2 separate regions of the Homo sapiens genome follow, and region 2 is linked to region 1. Evidence: read pairs that join two places in POLR2A ChIA-PET (ENCODE). Cell type or tissue: PC-3. All regions are shown on one strand.

Region 1 (2,500 bases):
GCACTTTGGGAGGCCAAGGCGGGCAGATCACGAGGTCAGGAGTTCGAGACCAACCTGACCAACATGATGAAACCCCGTCTCTACTAAAAACACAAAAATTAGCTGGGCATGGTGGCATGCGCCTGTAATCCCAGCTACTCAGGAGGCTGAGGCAGGAAAATTGCTTGAACCCAGGAGGTGGAGGCTGCAGTGAGCCAAGATCATGCCACTGCACTCCAGCCTGGGCAACAGAGTGAGACTCCATCTCAAAAAAAATAAAATAAAATAAAATAAAATTTATAAAACTGTTAGACAGCAGAAGAGGTTTCTCTTGAGGTATTAAGCTCCCTGTCAGCAGAAGCAATCAAGGAGAATCTGGACAACCACCTGTCAAAGACGCTGTAGAAGGGATTCTTGCATTGGGTGAAGAATTTAATCTGATGTCCTCTAAGGTCCCTTTTAATCCTAAAATGTGAAAAGCCTGGCAATTTTTTAAAAACTTTCTCTTAGAATCCATATGATTGTTCCTCAAAGTGACAGTTCTGGGGAAACTTTAAGAACATCAAGGAGCCAGAAACAATTTCCCAATTGTTTTTTGAAAATGAAGGCTGGTGAAGACAAAACCTCCTCCTAGCACATGAACTTTTCCTAGCAGGATGCCTGCCTCCTTTTCTGCAAGCTGCGGCTAAAATCCCTCCTCTAGTATTCACTGGGCTTTCCTTCCGCTGAGCTCATTACTACATAGTGCCTCACAATTTATTGTTTCATCATTCTCTGTTTTTTGGGTGTTAATTTAATGTTCTCCACTAGAAAGCAAGAGACTTAAGAACAAAAACACACCTGTCTTCTTTCCTTTTTCTCAGTGTTAAGCAAGTGACTGGAGCCCAATTCCTGCTGCCGCCAAGGAGTCAGGCCTGCTGGCCCTCTCCCCTTTGCCTCTCCTCTTTTACTATTACAAAGCTGGCCCTTCAAAGCACAGTGCTCTCTGCAATACAGAAGCCCTCGCTATCTCTACAGTGGAGAAAATGTGCGCCACGGGAAAAGGTCATAGCATAGAACAATCTGAAGAGCACTGGTCTGCATCCCACTTAGAAACCTCCAACTCCAAATGTCAATTTTCCTCCTGAGACAGCATTTCTGGGCTGCTGCCTCCCGCTCCAGAGAGATGTGCTTCTGGGAAAGTCAACTACACTGTGCAAGAGGTCTGTGAAATGTGTCGGCACTTCCATAAAAGTGAGTAACTCCCAGACTGTCATATTAAATTACCAGAGCTTAGGAGGGAAGAATGAAGTCCTTAAGATGAGAAGAGTTCAGGAGAAGAGGGGGAGGCAGAAGAACATGATGGGAGGAATATGGGCCTAGAGTCAGACAGACCTGGGTCTGAGAGCGGGCTTGGCTACTTTATTAGCTGTGTGACAAGTGGCAAGTAATTTAACCTCTCTAACCCTCAGTTTCCTTGCCTACAGAATGGGGCTATCAAGAGTACCTATCTCATGGGATGTCTGTAAAGATTAGATGATTTAATTACACAAAGTATTTAGCAAAATATAGGCATTCAGTAAACGCTGGCTGATATCACTTCATACCTCCCCTCCTCTCAGATGAACCAGTCTCTCTCTGCACCAAGAAAAGAAGTGCCATCATGCCCTTAATTTTCTGGCTGCCCTTCTACAAATGTAACCAAAGGTGCAACCATATTGGCTGTCTTCTTCATGGGCCTAGCAGTCAAAGTGATTCCCTCTACCTGGGCTTTGAGTCCTTCCTCTCCTGGTCCAGTAAGGTCCTGTTCTATTGATTACCTGCTTTCCTGCACCTTCAACCTTCCTCTCTTCCATCTGAACACATTCTTAAGGGCACATAAAAAATTGCAACAGAAACAACCAACACGAAGGGTCAGAAAGGTGGGGAACTGGGCAGATGGGGACAGGAGTTGCGGGGAGACCTTTTGCTACATCTCTGTGAAAATTTTTGATTTGTGAAACACATGAATGCTTTACCTGCTTTTAAAAAGCACATCTTTTTGACTCCACGTCCCCTTCGCATTATCACCTTCTCTGTGTTTTCTTTTAAAACCAAGCTTCTTGATACAGCAGTAGACTCAAAGTCCTCACTGTTTTACCTTTCTTTTACTTGACCACTTCAGTGTGGCCACCTGGCCTCCCCACCATAACTTTTTTGTGAGTATCACCAGTGTCCTCTAACCTCCCAAGTCATTAGACAGCTTTTCTGCTCTCAGTTTACTAAATCTCTCTGCTTATTAAAAATTGCAGACCATACTCTCCTCAGTCCTGACACTCTCCCTGCCCAAAGCTCCTCAGTCACTTCACCTTCTTGGTGTTCTTTCTACCCTTCTGGTTGCTTCCTTAGTGACCTTTAAGGGCTGCTCTTGCACAAATCAGGGTCATCCTCCATTCTCCCCTTTCCTTCCACATCTAGCATATCACCATACTCATAAAGCTTACCTCCTAGATACTCTTCATATCCATCCTTTCATCTCCATTACCACTTGCCTTCACTGGGC
Region 2 (2,500 bases), 84 kb before region 1:
GTGGTAAATAAACTGGCTGCTCCGAACTTTGCCAACTCGGGAGGAGACGGGCCCTCCTGGGCTCCCTGCCTTAGCTATGGCCCGGCCCCCTGTCAGACAACTTCAGAATGCAGCGCTCCTGCAAAGCTCTCAGAAAGACCAGTGCCTGGGGAAGCAGCAGGGGCTTTGGGGGTTCCAACCTCTAGGTATGATTATTCCAGAGCACGACCAGAAACATCCAGAGATCACAGCCACCCTTTTGACAGAAAGGCTGTGACTCACCCGGAGGTCACAACACACTTTTAGGGGCCAAACTTTGTCCTCTGCTTCTGCTACTCGGCGTCTCTGCTAAAGGCATTCAACAGCTTTCCTCCGGCACTGGCCTGGGAGCACTGGGGGTCTAACTTGAACACCTCATGCTGAATTTAGAGCAAGTGTCTTCTTGTCCTGCCTGCAGCGTGAAGCCAAGAAACGGCTCTGTTTTGCCCCAGGCCTACCCAACACATAAGCAGCGTTGGTGAGGCCTGGATGTCAAGATGCCTGGGTTCCTATTCCGGCTCTGGGTATAGCTTACCATGTGACCTCGGGCTGCTGTTGCCAATCCTTGAAAATGGAAAAGAGGGCAGCCCAGGTGGTCTCCAATGTGCTGCTCACAGTTAGGAATAGGGAAAGGGGTTGTCTCCAGGGGTCCCCTGATGGGGCCACCCAAGAGGTACAGGTGCCCCTTAGCTGAGAGAGACCTGGCTGGCTTTATAAAGTACCTGCCCCCGAGGCACTGGCAGTGGTGGACCGGGAAGGGCACACAGACATCTCCAGGAAGCAGTGTTTAAATGTTGGCAATGCCCTTCCCTTCCAGGAGGAATGGAAGAGGAGTGTCCCAGACACTGGGACAAGGAGGGAAATAAGGGTGAAGTAGAGAAATGGCTGGGGCAGGGAACAGTTGAGTGCTACAGAAAAACTGAGGCAGACAGGATAGAAGATGGGTCGGGGTTGGGGGGGACGAGGAAATGGTCATTGGTGGGCAAAGACCAAAGGATGTCACTATGGGTGTAGAGGCCAAGTTTCAACAAGGGCTGTAGACTAGGGGCAACTGAGGGGGACGGAGTGGGCACTGATGGACACATATACGGGATACAAATGAAGGACAGAGAGTCGCGGTGGTTAGGGAGGAGCCTTTGGGCCCTAGGGCAGTGGTGATGCTGATATAGGGTATTGGCGCTGACCAGTGGGAGAAGAGGATGAGATCCTGAACCTGGGTGGAGAGGGAGAGAGAGCTGGCAACAGCCAAAGCCCTCAAATGAGCCGCTGCCTGTGCTGGGGGCACCTCGGCCAGCCCCAGAAACCTGGGGAGTGCTGGAATCAGCCCCACGGAAAAAGAAGCTGGCATGCGCAACCCTGGCGACGCCCGAAGGGTTTGGAGAGAAGAGGTTCCAAGGAGCGAGCACCTCGGAAGACCTGAGCAGCTTCAAACAGCAGCTTCTCTGCCCGCCACAAGGGGGTGCCCTGCACCTCGGGGAGACCTCGGGGGATCCTGGATCAGCCCTACCCTCTGCAGCCCCGCCTGGGACAGGGCCCGACGTTGCCAGAGAAGAGGCAGCGGGGAGGCGCGAGCGAGACGGGTCCACACTGTGCCCACCCAGGGCTGCCCGGCACCCCGCGCGCCCACGCAGTCCACTCTTCACAGTAAACGCCGCGGCCCCCGAGGGTTAGCCCTAAGTGGCGCTCTCTTTGGACGTTAGGCTGTCGGGGGCCCCGTCCTTCTTCCCCAGCGGGGACGGTGTCTCCGGAGTCGGGTCCTAAGGAAGAGAGCAGCGCTGGCTCTCGCTCACCGCCAGCCCGCCCGACGGCCATAGGGCAGGGGGGGTCGCGCCGGTGGGGCCGGCAGGGGTCCCTGTGGGCCGCCTCCCCGGCTCAGAGGGGACCAGAACCGTGCGTGTCGCCGCGGCTGGAGTCAGCCTCCGGGTGTCCCCGGACGCGGCACGACCTCGCACACACACACCGCGCGCACACGCTCGCGCCGTGCGGTATTTTCCCGGCCCCGGACCCCGCCTCTGGGAGGGGCCGGGGAGCCGAGCCCCGCTAGCAGGGTTGGGGGACCGGGAACGCCTGGGTCCCAGCCCTCGCGTCAGGGCTGTGCGCCACCTTCCCAGCCCCTTTTGGCGCGCCGGCTCGGCCCCTGGCGCTGCCACCCCTCGGCCCGCGGGGGTCCCGGAGGCTCCCGGGCGCGCGGCGGACGAGGTTGTGGGGACGGGTGGGAGCTGCGGGCTTCGGGCCGAGAGGCGGCTCGGCTCCGCGCCGGGGAAAGTTTGGACGTGGGAAACTCCCTCCCCGCCCTCCCGGCCGAGAGGAGGGGGCGCGCAGGGCCGGGCGCAGGCACCCCGGCTCCTCCTGCGGCTGGAGGCTCGCCCCCCGCGCCGCCTGCCCGGCCGCTCCCGCCGGCCAGGGGGCTCCCTCCCTGCCGGGCAGCCTCCCCTCGGCGGCGATCCGGCCGCTCCTCCCGCGGCACCCCGCGCTCTTACCT

The links. ChIA-PET counts read pairs that join two places held together with the same protein. Peaks named below come from ENCODE experiments on the same cell type or tissue, not always from the same donor. Only the 100,000 strongest peaks of a DNase experiment are listed, where the experiment ranks them.
Region 2: POLR2A ChIA-PET joins it to region 1 with 5 read pairs; 9 of 35 experiments call an interaction of 5 or more read pairs at or near these places.

Annotation. Positions count from the first base shown.
Region 1 is chr20:46,389,906-46,392,405 of GRCh38, forward strand. The region is part of intron 6 of ELMO2 (engulfment and cell motility 2); the gene reads right to left. LOC124904917 (a long non-coding RNA gene) reads left to right here. Exons shown (of 3, transcript XR_007067614.1): 2 at 843-1,212. Among named protein-coding and RNA genes, the nearest start is that of ELMO2, 15 kb to the right of the region's middle. In PC-3, no CTCF peak of the experiment used is centred here; no DNase peak of the experiment used is centred here.
Region 2 is chr20:46,305,757-46,308,256 of GRCh38, forward strand. CDH22 (cadherin 22) reads right to left here. Exons shown (of 12, transcript NM_021248.3): 1 at 2,499-2,500. Among named protein-coding and RNA genes, the nearest start is that of CDH22, 1.5 kb to the right of the region's middle. In PC-3, CTCF peaks have their summits at 1,470 (motif pointing right) and 1,674; no DNase peak of the experiment used is centred here; H3K27me3 peaks cover 2,313 bases.